2 separate regions of the Mus musculus genome follow, and region 1 is linked to region 2. Evidence: chromatin loops called from intact Hi-C (ENCODE). Cell type or tissue: heart. All regions are shown on one strand. Each heading gives the region's core, and the rest is flanking DNA. Links, peaks and the distances in the headings are about the cores only.

Region 1 (5,379 bases), core at 91-5,090, 58 kb before region 2:
TATAACACACTTTTCTTGTTTTCTTATCCTCACTATCAATGTTTTAATGCTTTCCTGGGGGGTATGGAGGGACAAAGGTAGGAACAAAAGCTGAGTAGTTTACATGCTGCAGAAAGGAACATGGCTTAGGATTAGGGGGAGGGAATGAGTTAATTTCAGAGCCACTGTGCTGGTTTGTGATGTCATGTGGAGCTCTGGGGAGCCCGTCCATGCTGAAGAAACAGCTCTGGTCTGGGAGGAGCTCTGGGGAGTACTTCCATGCTGAAGTCATAGCTCTGGGCTGCAGGGGTGGTGGTGGTGGTGGTGGGGGCTGGACCTGGGAAGGCACCCATTAAGATATCACCTCAGTAGAGCCATGGTCTTCTAAACTTCCAGGTTTGATGAGAATTTTCCTAGTTGGCCAAAATATGAACAATTTCTCTCTTCACATATTATTTAAACAGTGTTTAAAAAATCTCAGGGATATGAAATTTACATAGCTATAATACATAGTTACTGGTTATAATGACCTATAAGTCAGAATAATTAAGTTATAGTCTTTAGGTCGCTTGAGTTAAGGCCAGTAACTTTTCTGAGAGTTTTCCTGGGGTTACACATACGCTTTTGCATCTTTGTTTCTCTGTGTCGTTTGAAACATACAGCCCTCAGAGACCCATTGGGATGCACATAGCCTCTACCAGGCTTCAGGAGTCCACCAGGATTGAGTGGTCAGTGTGGATCCAAAGGAAAGGTTTGAATGCTGGTACTTGTGTTTGGTCCCCGATTTCTCACTATGGGGGCAACTCAGGCTATCACCACACACTGTACTGTAAACTAAACCCTTAGTTGAAGCTAAGCCTATACAAAATAATCACTACGACGCAGCATACAGAGGTCCCACTGGCACATGGCCATTCCACTGGAGACTGTCTGTGGGATTCTGATTTGTGGTGACTCTAACGAAGTGCAAACAGTTCGCTAGCCCCAGATAATCTTTAAACATGGGCAATAGATTGTGTTATTTGCAAAGAGTTTACCTCCAAGCCTACTGTGGTGCTTACGTTCCTGCTCAAGAATGGAGGGTAGTTTTTGTTTGTTGGGTTTTGCTTTTCTTAAGTGGCAATTCCAGTGGCTTAATGGTTAAGAGCACTGGCTGTTCCTACAGAGGACTCAGCTTTAGTTCCCAGCACCTACATGGTGGCTTGCAAACATTTGTAACTCCAGTTTCAGGGTGATCTGATACCTTCTGACCTCCAAGGACACTAATCATGCATTTGGTGGACATACAGACAGCCCCCCCCAATACATGTAGACAGACAACCTCATAGACATAAAATGAATCTAAAAAAGTAGCAATTCTAAACCTATAAAATTAAACTGTGATCTTGATTATTTGTTTGAGGGCTGAGAGTCGGCATTGACAATAACCTTTCAACCATTGTACCAAGACCTTAGTTTGTCGTAATGGTAAGTTTTAGCTTTGTTTGTCTTTACTGTCAAACCCTAAGAACGTTAGTACGTGGTACCCACACTTAAATCATAATAAGAAACCTAGATTTGTTTGCAGTTTTTTAATCCGTTGTTAATAAGCTCCAAGGAACACAGCCTTGTCTAATAAACACATCAAGCTAATGGGTACCAGAGCCGTTCAGAGGAGGGATTGTTGTTTGCTGTTTAGATTCCAGTCAGAATTAATCAACAATGGATGGGGCCTGCTGCATTTATTAGCAGCTCAAATCTCTGTGATTTAATGCCAGGTCTCTTTGACTCATTCCAGTGAGTGCTGGCAGGTTTACAGCGTGGATACATACTTACATCCTCCGGCCTTAAAAAGAAAAGGAAAAATAAGGCCTACACGGAGACCACAGGATTGGCAAGCATTTCCCAAGAGCCATTTTGAATTTAGCCCTGTACAGTGAGCCTGTGAATAGGAAGCAATTGATTCAGGAACAGTGGGGCCCCTTTTTTTTTTTTTTTCTTTCTTTCTTTTTTTAATGCCGAGAAAGCCTTCAGCTGTGCAGATGGCTGGCTGGCATATCCCATCTGCTTTTGTCTTTTATTTTCCATGTTGTTCTACTTTCTTCTCACACTTTACATAGCCTTTCTTTTTTTTCCCTTAGCTCCAAGCTTCCCAATTTGGGGGAGTGGGGGACAAGGAGAGATTGCCGGGCTTAGCAAGGGGCTGGACCAGCCACAGACTCTTTCCCACAGGTTGATGGCCTGCTGCTAAATCTCTGGCAATGCCACCTGCCTGTCACAGTCAACCCCAGGATGTTCTTTGCACAAAAGTGTCAACTTTTGAATGAATCCTCTGGAAGCAAATAGAAAGATTAATCTAGAGAACCCCGACTCCACCTTGGAAGCTCAAAAAAAAAAACCCAAAAACCCCCAAAAAACCATACCTCCTTGTTGAATAGCCCCGTTTCAGGACATTTACTTATTTCAAAGTGACCTCATTTCTCAATCACAAAGAGCAGCATTCTTTACCAGAACCTTCCACAGCCTGTGGCCATCTGTCCTGCTTCTCAGACGTGACTGTGTTGCCAGAACAGATTATTTGTAGAAAGACTTTATTATCAAGAAACTCTTCAGTAAAAACTGGATGGAATCTTTGTTACTCTAAAACCATTCACCTTCCTTAAGGACAGGACTTGCCATGGCTTCCCTCATGTCGCTCCTTGGGGGTCGTGTACTGTGGGCCTGATAAAGGTTTCATGGCCTTGAACTGACTGTACCTGAGGATGACTTTGAACTCAAGCTCCTCCCTGGACTCTCAGCCTTTGGAATGCTGGGATTACAGATATGTGCTAGCATAACTACTTTATATGGTTTTGAGGTCCACCTTACAACCTTGCTCATGTTAGGCAAGTGCTCTTCCCTGAGCTGTATTTTGGCCTGGTACTTGCACACTGAATGAGTTTGAGTCAGTCTCTATTTTTGTCCCTAGAAACAAAATTTCTTTCCTCCTGTTATGCTTCATGGACTTTCCTTCTCATCTAGAAATACATTCTGAAGAACATGAAGGAAACTGGACATTTGTTCAAATATGTCCACATCACATACTTAAGATGTATCTTAAGGTTTTAGTAGTGAATCTGTGTAAAGATGAGAAACCCCAGCCTGTTTGCCACCTGTCTGTCCCTATGCACCCTATGGGGACATAGTTCCTTCCAGGAAACAGAAACTTGGTGGGGATTTTTCCTCTTCTTTCTCATAATTGGTCCAGAAACGGGGAAAAATAGGACTTCGAAATAGCTGCTGGGAGCTGTGGAGCAGCAGCGACAGGGTCCTTCCTGCCTTCATCTGCACCCAGGAGCTGGGGCTGTTCTGCAGCCCTCTGTGCATGGGTCCTGCCAGGGGAGAGTTGGTCTCCCAGGAGTGCTGACGCTGGCTTACAGGCCCACAGGGGTTGTGTGTGTGTGGGGTGGGGTGGGGGAGGGTGGAAAGCTTAAGCCAGAGACAGCAAGACCAACTAACACCAGACATAACCAAATGGCAAAAAGCAAGCCCAAGAACCTTACCAACAGAAACCAAGGCTACATGGCATTATCAGAACCCAGTTCTCCCACAACAGCAAGTCCTGGATACTCCAACACACCAGAAAAGCAAGATTTGGATTTAAAATTACATCTCATGATGCTGATAGGGGACTTTAAGAAGGACATTAATAACTCCCTTAAAGAAATATAGGAGATCACAAGTAAACAGATAGAAGCCCTTAAAGAGGAAACACAAAAATTCCTTAAAGAATTAGAGGAAAACACAATCAAAAAGGTGAAGGAATTGAACAGAACCATCCAGGATCTAAAAATGGAAGTAGAAACAATAAAGAAATCACAAAAGGAGACAACTCTGGAGATAGAAATCCTAGGAAAGAGGTCAGAAGTCATAGATGCAAACATCACCAACAGAATACAAGAGATAGAAGAGAGAATCTTATATGCAGATGATACCATAGAAAACATTGACATAACAGTCAAAGAAAATGCAAAGTGCAAAAAACTCCTAACCCAAAACATCCTGGAAATCTGGGACACAATGAGAAGACCAAACCTAAGAATAATAGGTATAAAAGAGAGTGAAGATTCTCAACTTAAAGGGTCAGTAAATATCTTCAACAAAATTATAGATGAAAACTTCCCTACTCAAGCCTCAGGGAGTTTAGAGGTCAGGTGGGGTTGGGGATGGGGACATTCACATGGAAACAGGGGGTAGGGAGGAGGTATGGAATGTGGAACAGTTGGAAGGTGGACGGGACAGGGAATAAAATATGGAGTGTAAAAATATAAATAAAGAAAAAAGAAAGACCAAAATGTTTAAAAACTGTGCATGCCTGGGTTTATGATGTTTGTAGGAGAGCAGGCATATGTGTATATATGCACACATGGAGGTCAGAGACAATTCTGTGGAGTCAATTTTCTCCTTCCGTGCGTACATAGGTTCTAAGGATTTAACTCTGGTCACCAGAGTTGCATGGCAAGTGACTTTACCAAGCAAGCCATGTCACTGACCAAGAGGAAATATTTTGAACCTTGGCATGGGCATCTCAGTGCCTTTGGCAGGCCAGAGCAGTGGCATGAATTACTGGATCAGGTGTTACACAGACAGTAGCAATGCTAGCATACAGAAAGCAGACAAGACCAAGAGATTGCAGAGGTCAGTTATACTTTGGGGGCATGTGCTGTTGTCTAGGTGCTTGTAGACTATGCTGCCGTGTCAGCTGGATTTTAAAATGTGTTCCTGCCCTCCTGATTCTGTTAGGAAATACCAACTTAGATCTCAGATGCATTTTATTTTTGGGATTCACTCCTCCCAAGGCAGGTAGGAGAATAGAAGAACCTTCAGCCTCAATCATTTTGTCCTAGGATTCTCCAGCAAGTCTCTGGCTAATGAGGTGCTAATGGGGTGTTATCACTGGCCACTAGACTGAAGCATCAGACAGGCTGGTAAATGCACTTTAAAGTGTGCCTCTAATGGTACGATAAGCAGGTTTCCTGCCTTAGCCTGAGCTTTGTGTCCTAACTCTGGGTTATAGGATCTAGACTAACACATTGGCTCTTTCTCACTTAGGGAAGAAGTGGCAGCAGAGAGTGGCTCCAAGGCCTGGACTTGCTGTGCTTGATTTAGTGAGTAAAGCTTCATATAGGCAGCCTCTGAACAATTAATTGCAAACCTTCACACCCTCTCCAAAGAGACAAATAGACGCTCAAGCCATCCCCTATAAGAGGAGCTTATTGTTATGACTAGCTGTTGCTATGACAACCTTGTTAGGGCCACCTTGCAATCATGTCCCTGTATCAGGAGGTGGTTATGGCTGACTTGGGCTTCTGTTCTGCTTCTGTGACCCTGCCTATTTTGCCCACCAAATCCCCCTACCTCTGAGGTATGAAAACCTTGGTC
Region 2 (5,379 bases), core at 106-5,105:
AGACATTAGCCTCTAGAGAAAAGAACAACCATTTTAGCCAGACATGTGACCCTTCACCCCTTAGTCTTATTGAGTTGTCAGGAGGGGACAGTCTTCCTGTCATTAGTCTTAGTAATTCCTCCTGCCACTTTTGGCTTTTTCTCAGTGCCAATCATTCATGGGTTCATCTCTACCTTTTACATCCTGCTTAAAGCTTTTAAGGCGCAGTATTTTGCAGGCAAACTTTGCCGGGTGACAGAGAAAAGGGAGTCTGTACTGTGACCTTTTCTTATGAAGCAATGAGTCTGGGAAAAGGTGGTCCCAAGGTTGACTCATTGCTAAATGATGCCAAGGGGAAAATTATCTAGGATTCCTTGAGCAATCCCACGACAGAGTGGTGGCCGAGGAGAGGAGAGTCAAGGAGGATTTCTGTTTGTGTGAATTTTGTGTGAAGAATTCTCTTACCTGGAGGCCAATAATGTTATAGGTTTATGGATCCCAAATCTGATACAGTTTTGGAATGCACTTTAAGAAAAATGATCTAAAGCACAGAATCTGGGCTAGAGATGGCAGTCAAGGTCATTGAGAGGATGAGGTCCGCTTCTTAGGATGACAGTAAGCAGGTTGCATTTCTTCCTTTGCATCTGTGACCTCCCTGAATCACAGGAAGGCAGGTCACTTGAGCTGCAAAGAGGTAGGAAAGCAAGTGTCTGCTGTCTGTGGTGCTGGGGAAGGGGAGAAGGATTTGTATTGGATGAGAACCACTTTGTCCCTACTGATGTCTGTGGGTGGATGCCTAATATCCCACAGTGGGACAGAAGTCCGCTGTCAAGCATGTTTGACTTGGTGGGATGCAGTGAGTTAATGCGTTCTCCCACTCATGTTCCTCTAGGATCACAGTATAATACTGGTCATCATGTGAGGGAAATGCTCATGAGCAGAGCACCTGTGGCCTCCCAGAGAGCCTCGTCAGGGACGCTGCTTCCAGTTCTGTGGGTTGTGGAGACACAGCAATTCTTTCTGTGCTTCTATACTCCCAGGCATCTCCTTTAGCTCATGAGGGGCCCCATGTCATCTGTACAATTCTCTGTAGGAAATTCTTTCTCCTTTCGAATGGTTTCTCCTGTCATATATGTGTGTGTGTGTGTTTAATTCATTTTAATATATCAGCAACACGATATTAATTGCACCAACAATTCTTTAGTTTTAAGGCCCCATCTAGGAAAGTTATCATGGCTAAAGTACAGAATATTTAGCCAGTATATTGGGGCAAGTGTGTAGGTGGGTGGTAGAGAATTTGTCTAAGATGTATGAGGGCCTGGTTCTCTCTCTCTCTCTCTCTCTCTCTCTCTCTTACACACACACACACACACACACACACACACACACACACACACACTCATACACACAGTATCTTGTCAACACTGACACAAAGCCAACTCTGTACTTGGGGTTAGCTAGCAAAACTTGATTGTGCCCAAAGGCAGCAATTTCAACACAGGCAACAGTGACAAGTGTCCTATGCTATTTCCTCACTTACAAGTCTTGTCACGGCATATTTGAATCTCCAGGTACTATTGAAGCCAAAATGTCTAGAGTCCAGTTTCTGAGGCTGGAGTCAGCTCTGTAGTGTGTCAGTCACCTGGCTTTGTAGGAGCAGTCTTGGAGTGATGTCCCAACTGTCGGCTCCTTCCCTGATTATTCTTGCTGTAAGGTAAATGGTGAAGGACCTCAGAGTCGAGGGCTCAAACCCTTAGAGTCATAGTTGGACCGTTTAACAGGAAGCTGACTGGAGAAGACAAGAGCTTCCCCAAGCCCTCTGAGCACCTGGCTATGCTCCTGAAGAGGACTTCCAAACAAGAGTGTGCCTTAGGCGGCTTCCCAGCTTCCAGCTGGATCCTGGAAAAGGCTCTTCCTCAATTTCCTGTTCTTCAGCATCATGGAAAGTGGTTTATTGCTCACCCCAACCCTGCTGCTGCTTTTCACATGGAAGGAGAATGTGTTACCCACAATTCTTTGCCATGAAGAGCACAGGAAACCGTTGGAGATGAGACTGCGATCCAGCTCCAGAGTGTAAGGAATGAGTGATCTCTCTCTCTCTCTTATATTCACACATGCGCACGCATGCACGCACACACACACACACACACACACACACACTGATGAGGGTGGGGAGAGAAAGAGGGAGTAAAGGAGGGAAGGAGGAAGAGAGAGAGAGAGAGAGAGAGAGAGAGAGAGAGAGAGAGAGGGAGAGAGAGAGAAAGAGAGAGAGAGAGAGAGAAACAAGAGTCAGGCTTGAGTCCTGCAGTTATTTCTGGCTTTGAATTGTGTCCAAGTCTCATACATTCACAGACGGCCTCGCCAAGGCCCACAGCTGTCCTGCATTTTCAACAGATCCCACAGGGCCTCGATCAGGCTGAGAGACATTCCTTTGCTCTGACACAGGGCCTAGAAGGAAGGGCTGTAACCTCTGAGGCTGTGGAGGTGGGAGCCTGCCACCCTGACCTTCCCAAAGTGCCCAGACATACAGGTGCAAGAGTGTGCTGGATGGCACAGCCCAGAGTGTGGCAGGACCTGTGGGTGATTGTCCTCAGAGCCCACAAATCCAGTGTGCTCTACTTTCTGTGGCCGTGGTGGAGAGACACATGCTCCTGTTGCTGTTTGGGATGCTTGTCACAGGAAAGGCATGCTCCTCTGGAGATCTTCCCAGCTGTCAGTAATGTGCTGATATACCAAGGCCAGTCCTGAGCAGGCTAGCCAGATAAACAGGATGTCCACAGTGTGTGAGAACACATGAGTGGAGCGACCCTCTCTGCCCATCTGTCAGCCCCATAAGGGACTGTCGTGCCTTGCTCCATCTGCCTGTCTAGGGCAGGAAAACAGGCAGCATGGAACATATGTGAGAAAAGCCCTCTCCCTGGCTACAGGGGCCATTGGTGAGACTGGGAAATCTGACCTAAATGGGAAGGAACATGGCTTTCTTGTTAGTTGCTTACTTGTCGGGAAGTACTTTAAAGACATCCCAACACACAGGGGAAGACATAATTAGATCATCAGTGGCTGTTGTGGGAGACAAGGGGGCTGGTCTTCAGGAACAGCTCTGCATGCCAGTGGAATCAGCTTCATGTTTTCTTCTTGTCAGACACACACTGGTTATTTATGTGAATATACAGAGACAAGTGACGCCTGTGTCATTGTCCTTCTTGTTTTGGAGACACTGTGTCTGTTGACGATCAGTGTGTAAACACGCTCTCAAGGCGGCAGGAGGAGGCACAGAGGCCCCTCCAATAGTCTGTGCAGACTGGGCCCTTGGAGGAAGAGCAGCAGACATCCTGGTGTGGGCTCTTCTGTGGTTGAGGGTGTCGAAGGTGAACCCCACAGTAAGAATGTGCTGATAGGACATTAGAGTTGAAAGTGAACCCAGTTTCTCTTCTGACCTGAACTGATGGATATGGGAACGATTGCTGTGATTGCACAAGATCTCCCAGGAGTGTGGCCAGAAAGTCAGATATGTGATTCTAATTCTCGGGGGCCCTGTGATGCTCTCTGTGGCGTGGTACATGTTCTCTACTTCCGGTACATCAGACGCAGCTTCGTTTACGTGGATTCAGTGTTGTTACTTACTGCTTTGATTTGAATAGCAACTGTTTTAATTCTCTGTGTTTTAAACTACAGTAGAAAGAACAAGAAGAAAACTCCTTCCACTTTGTCTTTTATTAGCTCAAAATTTAAAATTTGAAAGAGTTTAATGGGGGCTGGAGAGATGGCTCAGCGATTAAGGGCACCGACTCCTCTTCCAAGGTCCTGAATTCAATTCCCAGCACCACATGGTGGCTCACAACCATCTGTAACAAGATCTGACACCCTCTTCTGGTGTGTTTGAAGACAGCTACATTGTGCTTAGATATATAATAAATAAATAAATAAATAAAAGAAAGAGTTTAATGATGTAAGTAAGATGAGGCTAATTGCATAAGAAAGCAATTTTACAGTCTGACTTGTTAGAGGGAATCAGTATATACTTTTATGTATATATGTTTGTAACTGCATGCTGGATCACACATAAAACTTTTGTGTGTATGATTTTTTACTTCCATGTCTGTGTGTTCACCATGTGTACATCTGAGGGTTCTAGCAAATGAACCCAGGTCCTCAGTAAGAGCAGTCAGTGCTCAGGGATCTTCAGGCCTGCAGAATCACAGGAAACCGCTATATTTTCATATACATGTAGATTTACATGTCTGCCCTCCCTCTCGCACGCTTGCTCCCTCTCTCCCTTCTTCCTCCTCCTCCTGTCTTATCCCCCCTTCTATTGTTGCTGCTCTTATTTAGGACAGGGTCTTGTTCTGCCTCTCAAGCTGGTCTGAAACTCACTGTGTAGCTTAAACCATCCTCAAACTCATATAATTCCTCCTGCCTCAGCCTCCCAAGGGCCAGTTTCAGACACCACACCTATCAATGTGAGATGAACATTTTCAAGGTAAACAATATATCTGCCATACTGCTTTTGGTGGCACAGTAAATCGGTCCATCTTATATATTACAATATTTGCTCATCTTTAGTTGTGTTGGGTGCTTGAGGACAATTTTCCTCTCCAATAAGTTACTACATTGTGAAGTTTCACTGAATTGTACACTGGCTCTTGTCATAACCCCCATTTTCACGAGTAGAGTTTCTAGGTCAGAGGCTGTGCATGTCTGCAGAGCTTGCTGTCCATCAGATCTCTGTGCCCGCTTCTCTTTCCCTGTTCCAATATCCGTGGTTTGTATTTGGGGATGTGGGACTTTAACATCTAGCAAGACAGACAACAAACGGAAACAACAGAGCCTCTTCAGCTAGTAGCAGGGGCTATGCCCTTACCCATCAGGGCCTTCAGTTCCTAAAAGATACTGTCTGTGGAGAGCACAGGCACTGTAGAGACAGAGATGATGCATGCTTGTGACAAGGGTCTTCTCATTTGTATCCTCCAAGGGCAAGAGGGTGGTGACTTTCAAGTTCACAGGGTCCTCGGAAGGAGTCCCTGCTCACATCTCAGATGTTCATCCCAGAGACCTCCCAGCCATGTCCGTTTGACTTGAGAAGAGGGATGAGCACAGTTTTGTAACAGCCTGGAAGTTGTTAATTAGAGAGCAAGCATGTGGACAGCCTAGGGACACTGAGACCTTCGGTTCTGTGCTTGAGTTGCTACCCTCACCTCTGATGTGCAGTTGCTTTTAGTATGGAGAGTGAGTGCCAGCTATGTTCACTTACCAAAGGATGGAAAGCGAAACCGTTACATTCTGAGAGATTGGCGTCTATCTAACTCTATCTACTGCACTATCACGCTTTGAAGACAACTCCAGAAGGAAAAGTGCCTCTACGTTTCATTTTTGCAGTGTGACCCCGTGACATCGTGCTGG

What was found. A loop is a pair of places that touch in the nucleus more often than their neighbours do. Peaks named below come from ENCODE experiments on the same cell type or tissue, not always from the same donor. Only the 100,000 strongest peaks of a DNase experiment are listed, where the experiment ranks them.
Region 1: it touches region 2 in a loop (1.8-fold over the local background); 1 of 42 quality-filtered maps calls a loop at or near these places.

Annotation. Positions count from the first base shown.
Region 1 is chr3:37,815,160-37,820,538 of GRCm38, forward strand. No RefSeq gene overlaps it. Among named protein-coding and RNA genes, the nearest start is that of 4930556A17Rik, 10 kb to the right of the region's middle. In heart, for the core only: no CTCF peak of the experiment used is centred there; no DNase peak of the experiment used is centred there.
Region 2 is chr3:37,873,095-37,878,473 of GRCm38, forward strand. No RefSeq gene overlaps it. Among named protein-coding and RNA genes, the nearest start is that of Gm20755, 23 kb to the right of the region's middle. In heart, for the core only: a CTCF peak has its summit at 2,823; DNase peaks (open chromatin) are centred at 1,917, 2,387, 2,717 and 3,467; H3K27ac peaks cover 2,288 bases.